Linked DNA regions of Homo sapiens: all the other regions are linked to region 2. The links are chromatin loops, found by intact Hi-C in ENCODE. Cell type or tissue: natural killer cell. All regions are shown on one strand.

Region 1 (4,000 bases), 850 kb after region 2:
ATTGGGCCTGTGACAGCTACTTCTTACAGGTTACAACTAACTCTAGGAGGCCACATTCACAACCTGTGTGGCCACAGACAGTGGCCCTGAGTGATGTGGATTAGGGACACACACAGCTTCATCTTGGCAGAACTTTCTTGCAGATGTTGCCCTCTCTGTCAAACTGAAAAACAGTCATTGTCAGCATTACAAGCATTGTATTTTATTATGATATTAGTTATTTAGTGTATATTTTGTTAAAATTGGAAGTTGAATAAAAATTGTTTGCCCTCCAAGGGGACAATGTGTGGGGATTTGCATTATAAGCTGATTACTCTTACTAGCTGGATGATCTTGGGGGTGTTACATAACCCTCGTCAGCCTCAGTTTGGTCATCTGTGGAAGAAATTACACCTAAATCAAAGGGGTGCTATGAAACAGGATGAAGCACAAAGGAGGCCCAGCCTCATTGGGAGCAGACTCTCAGCAAATCCTAACCGGCTTCATCTAGGAAATGAAGAACATACTGAGACCTTCAGCTCAGGTGAGTCAACCACTTTCCTATGGTATCTGAGTCATTGGCATGGATGAGTGGGCAGCACCCTGACTTCTCACTGACAAGGATCAGTCCAGCCCCAAATCACTGCCAGGAAAACAATCCAGGCACCCACCCTTCACCTCACCCGCTCCAGTAGCCTCCGACTCTACTCTTGTCAAATTCAGGCACATGGCTATTGTCCCCAGGAAGGAAGGCATAATGTGGTCTCCTCTCCATCCCCAGGGCTCCCAAAGCCTTTGTTAACAACTCTCTTAAGACCCTGGCCACATGACTCTTTCAGTTACCATCCCTTTAATGACAGGGTAAACTCTACGAATCAGTGCCAGAACTTGTCTTTTTATCCACAGAACCCAGCACGGTGTCTGTAACACTGTTCCTGACAGATGAACAGTGAATGAATGAATGGATGGATAAATGAGTGGGTAAGTGAATAGGCACAGACAAACTTTCAAAATGGAAGAGGAATGAATTCTATCTGCTCCTGTCCAGAAAAGGGCAAAGAGAAGCAAAGGGGCACTGTAGAGTGATATCCCTATTTATCCCTACAGGTTCTGTTTCTTTGGTTTCTCTTTCTTTGGCTAGGTGTGCATGTATGTGGGTAGCGGAAGGGAATAAAGAAGGTTTATGGTGAAACTCACAGGGTCTGGAAAGTAGAAGAGGCTAGCCAAGGGAAAAGGAAGGTGATGCAGGCTTTATAAGGAAGAGGCTGGCTCCAGATCACAACCATTTTCTTCCTGCTTAGGATATGAAATTTATGCAGATTGGCTGGTTAGAAAAATGGCCAGTATATAAATTAAATACACAACCTTCATCTAAATAAAAATTCTCAGAAACTTCAGGCATGACCATTTCATGAGGAGTATTAAGGGAAATGGATTCTTTCATAATGCTATTTTGATAGGATTTCTGATTTATTTTTGCAGGAAAAATGTATTGACAAGCATACCCCATAACTGATTACATATCCTCAAAAATATTTCCTGTCAGAAAAGTCTAAGAATCTATTGATGTTAAGAATGTCATTTCTGATCAGAGAAGACAGGCATCATGCGAGGGCATCCATCAGATTAAAGAAATGGCTATGGTGTTCTGAAGATTAGTGTGTAAGCTAAGGCTGTAAAACTTGAATTTTCTTTAATATGAACTAAGCAGAAATGAACCAACAGTGGCTTAAAAAAATATACACGTCATTTTAAAAAATGGTAGGGCCAGTTAGAGATGCTGGGGACATGGCCAAAATGTTAAGTAAAAAAACGTTACAGACATTCCATAAAAGCATAAATAATTCCTAGGAACGATAACACATCTAGTTTCCAGCATATGTCCATATTCATGAGGTAATTAAATTCTCCCAATAATTTTGTGAGGTAGTTTTTATTTTGACTAAATAGATGATGTAACATCTACTGATACTCTTGACAAAGTCAAGTGACTTTTCCAAGATCTCAGAACAGTTTAGAAGTAGTCTAGAGCAGTGCTCTCCCATGACAGGTGATATGGTTTGGCTCTGTGTCCCCACCCAAAGCTCATGTTGAATTGGAATCCCCAATATTGGAGGTGGGGCCTGGTGGGAGGTGACTGGATCACGGGGGTGGTTTCTAATGGTTTAGCACCATCTCCCTAGTGCTGTCTTGTGATAGAGTTCTCACAGGATCTGGCTGTTTAAGAGAGAGAGAGAGAGAGAGTGTGTGTGTGTGTGTGTGTGTGTGTGGCATCTCCCACTGCTATCTCTTCCTCCTGCTCAGACCATATAAGATGAGCTGCTTCCCCTTTGCCTTCTGCCATGATTGTAGGTTTTCTGAGGCCTCCCCATCCATGCTTCCTATACAGCCTGCAGAACCATAAGTCAATTAAACCTCTTCTCTTTATAAATTACCCAGTCTCAGGTAGTTCTTCATAGCAATGCGAAAATAGACTAACACAACATAGGTGCTCCAGACCATCAACCAAAAGAATAAACATGGAAAGAAAAGGAAATAAAACCAACCAGAAAATAAGCATGGGAAAAAATGAGTGAAGAAATAAAACCAACCAGGAAGTAAACATAGAAAAACATGAGCAAGGAAATAAAGCCAACCAGGAAGTAACACCAATAGAATTCAAGCAGTGGCCTAAAGAAATTACATTTCCTTTTTTTTTTTTAAGCCTTCCATTGATTGAATGGAAGGTATTGTTCTAGATACTTGTTGAGGCACTTCCCATTTAAGATTTACTTACTTTCCCCAATATATCCACAGGGTTGGATTAGTAACTTGGATTTGGAGCATGTCTGGTGATAAAAATGCAGAATGTATATGCTCTCACTTTTCATCTACGTACACATATGTAAACACACGTGTACACTGTGGTAAATTTCCAAACTGCCCAAAAATCTTCACTCCTCCCCGTTTCCACATCCTGTGCATACGACTTTGTAGATCCTCCTATCAAGGACTGAAGTTTATTTCCCACCCTTTGAATCTGGCCTAGACTGTGGCTTAGCTTGCACTGGCCAAAAGAATATAGCAGAAGTAATGGTACACAGATTCATAGTCCTTCGTTCAAGAGGGCTTGAACACTTCTGCTTTCTCTCTAAGAACCTCAGACTCTGGGGTGTGAACAAGCCCAAGTTACCCTGTTGGAGATGAGAGATCACACTGACCACAGGCCATAAACCTGTGAGAGAACCCAGCCAAGATCAGACAAGCTATTCTGCAGCTGACCACAGATGCATGAGGCAGCATAGCTTAGACCAGAAGAACCCCTCAGCCAAGCCTAGCCTAAATTGATAACCCACAGAATCATGAGCTAAATAGTTATCACTGGTTTAAACCGCTAAATCTTGTGATGATGTGTCACTCACACAGATATGTATGCCTAGAAAAAAGGAACACTGAGAAAATACATACTAAAATGTTAGTGATGTATAACTCTGGGTAATGGGATTTATTTAGTACTTCTTTATGTGTTTCTCTGTATTTTTCATGGATTATATATTTAATAATTTCTGAAATACTACATATAAAAAACTAAGAGTCCTTCCAATTTTTAAAAATTCCTTAAATATCAGCCAGCCCATGTATAGTCAGAACTATTCAACTGATATGCTGAAAACAAAAATGAAAAACAGCTGACCAAGTGAGTTAGGAAGAAAACACCATCTCCAACATTTATTCTTCAGTTCAGTAAATATGATGTAAGAAAGACTTGAGAGAACGAACACTTTGTAAAGTGAAATGATAAAAATTTGGTCATAAAATTTCATCTGACTTACCTACATCTCATATTTAAGGCAAATGTGATATAAGAAAAAAATTGCACTTTTACTGTTTTTAATAATCACCACTGATTCCAAAGACATGTTGTTTCAATCAAATAAATAATTTCATTCTCAGGTTTGGGGCTGTATTAAGAAAAAAACTAATCAGGTCTTTTTGGAATTCATTACTATTCCTGTCCTTCCCATCATACTAAGCCACCTCT
Region 2 (4,000 bases):
GGATTTGTCTTCAAATGTCTTGCATGGTAAGTCCTCTGATAACATACCCATCTTTCCTACTAGATTATAAGTAGCTAAGTATGTGTGTATATATTCTTAGCTGGTCTTTTATTCTGAGTCATTTTTATGTATTGACTCAAATTAATTCTCACTAATTATTACCTATTTGTAATAAGTACTATGGCTATTTCATTTTACAGATGAAGAAACTGAGGCACAGAGTGATTAAGAAAGTTGCCCAAGATTTCACAGCCAGTAGGTGGCCAAGCCAAATTTCAAACCCAGCAGTTTGGCCCCAGATTTGAAGCTCTTCACCACTCATATACAATATTGCTTCCTGAGAGAAGCATTTTCCTACGTTTTCCTTATCTGTTTGTTTCTAGCATCTAGTACAAGTCCTGGAATGTAAGAACCTTAAATAAATGCTTGTCGAATGGGGGATGACTTGAAGGCAGAGTCTGTATGCAATATTCATCACGCGGGGTATAGATGCTCAGCTGACATGATCCTTGAGGTGTACTAAGTGAGACATCCTCTCACAGGCTGATCCTGGCATCGTCTCTTTTATTCCAATCTGGGCTCCTCTTTCTTAGCAGTCTAGTCCTTCCTGAGATTATCAATAAAGCAAAGGTGATAACAGCATTGCGATCCTATCTCTACCTTCTAATCTTTTCCTCACTCATACTAACTTATCTCTTCCAGTCCCTCTTTCTGTTTCAAAATGAAATGTGAAACCTCTATGTATTAAACAATGAAACAAGAAAAACCCACAATCAGCTCTCCATACTAAATTATACAGCAAAGGGGCTGATTTAGGAAAGTCTTCCTTGAGTAGGTTAGTTTAACTTTACTCTGATCCAATCTTCAGGAATGTCATTGGCTAAAGAAGTCATTTTAGTCATGGTGCAATCTTATTCCAGACCTAATCCCCACCCAGTGGGATAAGTCAGTTCCTTTTGCCTCATAACATTCTTACTTCATCAAACTAAAATATTTTCTATCCACTTTCGTATACTTATTTTGGAAAGCAATTGAAGCAGAATAGGCACATACCTTCTATATGTTCCTGAAACATGATTGAGTGCTAACAGTTTCAACATTGGGAAGGCAATGTTCCACTTCCTGGAGTGGATACTCAGATTGTCTAGAGGTCAAGCACTGTTTCCTAATCAGGAGACTGTTATGGAAGGAGGGTGGGGGGCATTAACTGAGCCTTGGGCTTCCTCACAGATCAACAGGTGAATCCTGAGCATCCCGTAGAGTCTGGTGTGAGGATACAGCAATGACTAAGACAAGCCTCTTGCTTCAAGGAGCTCATAGACTATCAGAGGAGACACACACTCTTTCTCAATATGTTACTGACTGTAATAGAGTCTACGCAACATGAAAAAACACACACAGGATTGGCTGCATAATTTGCAGGGTCCAGGGCAGAATGAACATATGGGTTTCCTTTTTCATAAATTGTTAAGAATTTTAAAATGTGTTAAATCAAATGCAGGGCCCTTGGGTTACACAAGCATGAAGCAAGCCCTGCATACATAGAAGAGGTAATGGGATCAGGGTATGGGACACTGAAAAGGCTTCAAAAGAAACTTAAAGTGAATGTGGTTCTTGTAGGATGACTAGGAGTTGGCACATGAAGAAGTGGGGAAGGACATTCTGAGCAAGAAAAGAGAGCCTACACAGTAAGAAAGCAGGGTATGTGAGAGCAGGTTGTCAGTCTATGAGGATGACAAAGTGTGTGGCCAGTGTGTAGTGTCTTAGACTGAAGGAGGCCAGGTGACATATCTACAGAAGGAAGTTGAGGTCAGGGTGTCAGAGGCTTAGTGAAATGAAACCACAAAAGAACAAGGCCAACCGTAGTTTAATGATAGTTTCACCACTTCCTGCCTGTGAGCTCATGGGTAAATGACAATATCCCTGAGCTTCAGCTTTTTTTATCTGAAAATTGGGGCATTCTAGTCTTGGCTCAGCCTTTAGCCCACAGCTAATGAAGCTGTGAGACCTTAAATAAGTCACTTTCCCTCTCTGAGCCTCACTTTCTTCAAATGTAAAATGAGAGACAAGGGCTAGATGAGTGGTTTCAAACTGGGCTCTGAGAAAGTGCCTTAGAGGATATGGAGGGGATGGGTGACGACAAGACGAAAGGCCAGCAGATTTCAGCCCTTCTTGCCATCACGCTTACACTAGAGCAACTTCATTTTTATCAGTGTTATATGGGTATGTGTGTGAATATATGTTTATATCAATACATGAACATATGTACATGTATATATGTATATATGATATGTATTACATATAATATATGCTATGTGTATTATAGTATGTATTTATGTGCATATACATGTTATGTTATATGACAAATATATGCTATATTGTAATGTGTATATTACAACACATAAGTACTATGTACATATTTATGCAGAAAAGTGTCTGAATTTTCACATCTGTAAAAATAAGGATATTAATAATCCCTAATTTGTAGGATACTATAAAGATTAAACATCTAAAATACATGTAATATACTTTAAAAAGTGCCAGGCACAGAGTAAGCATTGCTAATTCTTAGCTCTTACTTTTTTTGAGCCAGAAGTTAACCAAGAAGGCAGTCCCTACCTTCCCTAGGTATGGGGAAGACAGCAGTGAACAAAAGACACACACTTTGTGGGTGTGTGGGTGCTCAATGTATTTGCTGAATATATGAATGGACAGGGTCTTCGACTCCTTTGCACTAGTTTCTAGGCTAAGGTTTTTGATACAAAAATAAACAAAACAAACATGGGTACGGCCCTTGTGGGTATTACGCATATAAACTCACAAGTGAGGATCAACTGGAATTGTTGCTAAGTGCTTTACTAGAATTGCAGATTACATCTAGTTTGAAGAAATAGTTTCCACCCTGCTAACAGTTTAACCTGCTCCAGGAACGAATGTTCCTAGCTCCCCAACAAAGTTGTAAATTGTCACATTTTTCTAATATGCGGGGAGCTAGGCAGAGACTGTGGGAATGAGAGATGCCTCATTAGGTAGCAGGATCAACTTTGCTAAGTCTTTGGGCAACTGGAAATAAAAAGTAAGAATGCTTCATTTCTGTGTAAATCACTTTTCCCTAATAGGCTATACTGTCTATATTTATTCTATGGCCACTGTGGGAAGTGAAGGAGGAAAAAGAGATGGGTCCTGTCATCAAGGAACTTATCATTAATTGGAAAAGACAGGATCAAGACACATTGACAAAATAACGGCAAGGACCTCTCTCCACCCACTGCTGCCATTAGCAAAGATATTCCCAACGGAACAATGTGATTGGATTGGACTGGACTTGCTCTGGAAAGGTTTAAGAAACTTGAGTTTACAGCGGAGATGGGAGAAGAGATTCTGAGGTGTCTGAAAATGGGCATGGGACAATTGGTCAAATGGCAAGGCTTCTTTTGGGGGCAATGGCATAAACGGGTGCTAGAGTGAGGCAGGTGCTAGGGTGGGGGAAATGAGCAGAGATCACATCAGAAAGCTAGCAATTTGAGAGCAACTGAACAAATTTGCAAATGCAGCCATGGACACTTCCTGTTCCTCCGACTGCTGAGTATTTTCACAGCAACCAGCATTTGTGTCAACCCACGAGGCCTCACTGTGTAACTATATCCATTTGTCAATATCTATGCTGCAGCAATCATTTAAGCCTACAAGCGTAAGGAGAAGTAACACCAAGGCTCCCAAGGCAGCCGTAATTCACCCACTTTGCTCATATGTGTTCATTTGGCTTCTAAATGGATTGCTTATTTTATGGCATGTGCAGTATGTAAGAGTTTTCTTAGAATTAGTTTAAATTGTCCTTAATCAGAAATATGTCATGCAACAGTCTTTTTCTCCAGATGAGTATTTTACTCAGTAGCACATAGCCTGAGTCATTAAACCCAAAATTACAGAACCTGAAACAATTAACATTTTTCATTCCTACTGGTTCTATTTTGCCCTGCCTACATTTGGGGGAAGGGGA
Region 3 (4,000 bases), 86 kb before region 2:
TTGCTTACAAATTGATTATGCTGTAAGTATATCCAGTTGAACAATAACTCTGAACTTCTAGTTCTGGACATTTGTCATGTCAAATCTCCTCAGCGTCAGTGAAAATTAGTGATCAATGCCATTTAAAAAGGAACAGATATTCATTATTAATAAACATGGCAAGGCTGAAATGAGGTAATTAAGTAGAAATAAATTAACTTTTACTTTATTCCAAGGGGAAAGCCTGTTAGGATTGATTGCTGAATTCATTTAATTAATGTTTTAATGCAATTCAGAAATAGCAGAAAGATTGAGGAGTGGCACATACTATATAAATTTCCAAAAAAGGAATGGGAATATTTTAAAATTTAAAAAAAATGCTTATTTGCCAAGCCTCACATTGCATACATTAATTGCTTAATTCTGGCAATGTGAAATTTAACTGGATTTCTTTCCTCTGGGGCCCCAAATCTATTTCTGCTATATAACCTGGCTGAAGGAAGAAATTAATATTTTGGCCTGGATCTAGTTGATGCCTCCTTTGGTTTATGAATATGTTCAGTTTTCCTGAAGCCCAGTGGGAAAGGTCTGACTAGTCCCTTGTCAATTTTGTATCACCACCAGCTCCTTCTAATTCATCACTGCATGGAAGCAACATTTCCCAGAATTTTCTTCCTTCCCTTTATTGTTCCAGGTTAGAGTTGGCCAATAGGAGGCACTTAAACAAGAGTTGGAAGACATTAGAAAAGGAGGTCAAATATTCTACATGCAAGTGTGTGGGAACACAGCAGATATCTAACAAATCCTTTAAAGCCACCCATTTTACTCATGTAGACGAGCTGGTTAGCTGGTGCAAATTTCCTAGAGATTCCTAAGGTTTGCAATGGCTTCTAGGTGAGCTATTGAGAATCTTTTGCTTCAAGGTTAAGTACCAGAGTGTACTTTGGTACTCCTTGACCTTAATTCCTTTGTGCTTTCCAATGATTGATAAGCTTAATTTCCTTAGTCAAAACCATTCAAACTTGGAATATGTAGAGTTGCTTCTATTTTCCTTACCAAACTCCCCTGACATAATATCACTGTTGGAATCATCATTGATTTATCAGAATGGATCCCTTGCCCTTGCAATTTTGATACATACCTTATCCACAGCTGGGCACTCTCTTGGATACAAAGCTAGAATTACAAATACTAGACTCTTTCTAAGTCTCTTGCCTTGGTCACTCTGAGCATGATATAACACCTCCTGTTGTGATTAACAATTACTACAAGATACCAGTCCACATGAATATATTTGCTGAAAATTGGAGTTTCTTCTTTTTGATAGGGAGAAAGCTGCAAGGAGCAGTTGTAAACTCAGGGGAGAATGAAGGCAAGGAAATACTAAGAAAGAAGCCTGAGGATATGGAAGATATATTTACCATGAAAGATTCTGGTGGTGGAGTGGAGGGTTAGGAAAAAGATAAGATAGGAGAGCAAGAGTGAACATGTGGGTCAGAGACAAAGAGCCTCTGAAAAGGAATGGGAGGGAGGAACTTCCAAATGGCAGACTGGAGGCTTCAGGTACTGGTGTCTTCCACAGAGAAGAACCAAAATGGTGAGTAGATAATCAAACATTGAACAGATCATCTAAAAGAGAGCACTAGAATTCAACAGAGAAGTGACAAGAAACACCTAAGGCAAGTAAGGAGGTGGGAGCAAGGCAGCCTGTTGGTCAGGATTTCCTCGGAGCCTGGCAGGCTCTCTAATGTGGGGAAAGGGCAAGTGAAAGACCTCTAGTGGTCCACATTTCCAACAAAAACTCCTGCAATCCTAACTACAAGAAAACCCCTCCACCTTCACAGGCCCTGAGACTAACACAGGGAGCTGCCTGGGCAATGACATTGCTCCTGAGAGGAAGCTCATGCTGGGTCTCATACACCACTACCCCTGTGAGTCTTAAGCAGCTACAGCACAACACCATTTTGAGAGTCCAGCACCCACCAGACTACATCTTGCCCTGGCAGCCAACAGTCCCTGCAATTCCACATCCGTAGAACTCAGTTTACATCCTCCATCCACAGCCACTGCTGCTGCTGGCTATGCTGCTAAGGCTGAAGCATGAGTCACTGGCAGCAAACCTGCCACCTCAGCGGTGAGGCCACCACACATTCACAAGCACCCCGAGGACAAGCTCGCCCACTTACAGCCTTTGCCACTGCTGGCTGCCAGCACCAGGGCTGATGTGCCAACCACTGGTAGCAACCCTGCTGCCCCCAGCATTGGGGCCACCACAAATTTATGAGTGCCCTAAACCAAAGCGATATTATAAGAAAAGAACTAAACAGAAATCTTGGCAGTGAAGAATTCACAAAATAAAATAAAATATATGCTTGAGAGCTTCAATAACAGACTAGCTCAAGAAGAAAAAAGAATCAGAACTTGCAGACGGATCTTTTGAAATAGCCCAGACAAAAAAAATAAAAAATAAAAATAAAAAAAGAATGAGCAAAGCCTTAATGACATATGGGACACTATAAAGTGACCAAATACTCAAAATTTTGGTGTCCCAAAAGGTGAAGGAAAAGTGAAAGTCTTAGAAAATCTATTTAACACAATAATAGATGAAAATTTTCCAAGTCTAGCAAGAGATTTAGACATCCAGATATAGGAGGCTCAAAGATCAACAAATACAACTCAAAAAGATTTTCTTCATGGCACATTATAGTTAAACTATCAAAAGTAAAAGAAAACAAGAAAATTCTAAAAACAGCAAGACAAAAGTATCAAGTCAGCTATAAAGGAAACTCCATCAGACTAACAGTGATTTCTCAGCAGAAACTTTATAGGCCAGGAGAGAATGAGATGACATATTCAAAATACTGAAAAAAAAACTACCACCCAAGAATGCAATATCCAGCAAAATTATTCTCCATAAATGAAGAAGAAATAAAATCTTTCCAGAAAAGGAAAAGTTGGGGACTAGCCCTACAAGAAATGCTTAAGGAAGTCCCACACCTGGAGGCAAAAGAACAATAACTATCATCATGAAAACACATGGAAATATAGAAACCAGTGGTAGAATAAACATACGAAGAAGAAAAAGAAAGCTTCAAATATTACCACTGTAGAATACCACTAAACCACAATGATAATGACAGAGAAAGAAAAAAACAAAGCATATAAAAAACAACTAGAAATCAATAAATAAAATGATGGGAATAAGCTCTCACATATCACTAATAAGCTTGAAAGCAAATGGATTAAACTGTCCACCTAAGATATATAGACTGGCTGATTGGATTAAAAAAACATGATCCAACTACATCCTGCTTATAAGAAACTTATCTTACATGTGGTGACACATATAGACTGAACATAAAGGGATGGAAAAATATATTCCATGTAAACAGAATAGCTATACTTAGATCAAATAAAACAGACTCTTAAAGTAACAAACAGCAAAAAAAAAAAAAAAAAAAGAAAGAAAGAAAGTGGCTATATAATGATAAAAGGATCAATTCAGCAAGAGGATATAACAATTCTAAACATATATGCTCCCAATACTGGAGCACCCAAATGAATAAAACAAATATTATTAGATCTAAAGGACTTCACAGACTCCAAAACAATAATAATTGGAAACTTCAACACTCCCCTCTCAGCATTAGACAGATCATCAAGTCAGAAAATTAATAAGGAAACATAGGATTTAAACTGCACATTAGATCAAATGGACCTAAAAGACTTTTACAGAACATTTCATCCAACAGGTACAGAATACACATTCTTCTAATCAGCACATAAAACATTCTCCAGGATTGACCATATGTTTAACACAAAACAACTCTCAAAAAGTAAAAAAAAAAACCAAAATCATTTCAAGTTATCTTCTCAGACCACAAAGGAATAAAACTAGAAACCAATACCAAAGGAGCTTTAGGAACTGTACAAATACATGAAATTAAATAACATGCTTCTGAATTAAGTTATTGAAGAAATTAAGATGGAAATCAAAAATACTTTAAAACAAATGTAATGG

The links. A loop is a pair of places that touch in the nucleus more often than their neighbours do. Peaks named below come from ENCODE experiments on the same cell type or tissue, not always from the same donor. Only the 100,000 strongest peaks of a DNase experiment are listed, where the experiment ranks them.
Region 1: a loop joins it to region 2, with 9 times the contacts of the local background. A loop is called at or near these places in 1 of 110 quality-filtered maps.
Region 3: a loop joins it to region 2, with 4 times the contacts of the local background. A loop is called at or near these places in 1 of 110 quality-filtered maps.

Annotation. Positions count from the first base shown.
Region 1 is chr9:7,120,489-7,124,488 of GRCh38, reverse strand. The region is part of intron 18 of KDM4C (lysine demethylase 4C); the gene reads right to left. Among named protein-coding and RNA genes, the nearest start is that of KDM4C, 360 kb to the right of the region's middle. In natural killer cell, no CTCF peak of the experiment used is centred here; no DNase peak of the experiment used is centred here; H3K27ac peaks cover 469 bases.
Region 2 is chr9:7,974,392-7,978,391 of GRCh38, reverse strand. No RefSeq gene overlaps it. Among named protein-coding and RNA genes, the nearest start is that of DMAC1, 180 kb to the right of the region's middle. RefSeq lists an enhancer at 1,532-1,641. In natural killer cell, no CTCF peak of the experiment used is centred here; DNase peaks (open chromatin) are centred at 1,831 and 3,581; H3K27ac peaks cover 2,833 bases.
Region 3 is chr9:8,060,804-8,064,803 of GRCh38, reverse strand. No RefSeq gene overlaps it. Among named protein-coding and RNA genes, the nearest start is that of DMAC1, 260 kb to the right of the region's middle. In natural killer cell, no CTCF peak of the experiment used is centred here; no DNase peak of the experiment used is centred here; H3K27me3 peaks cover 160 bases.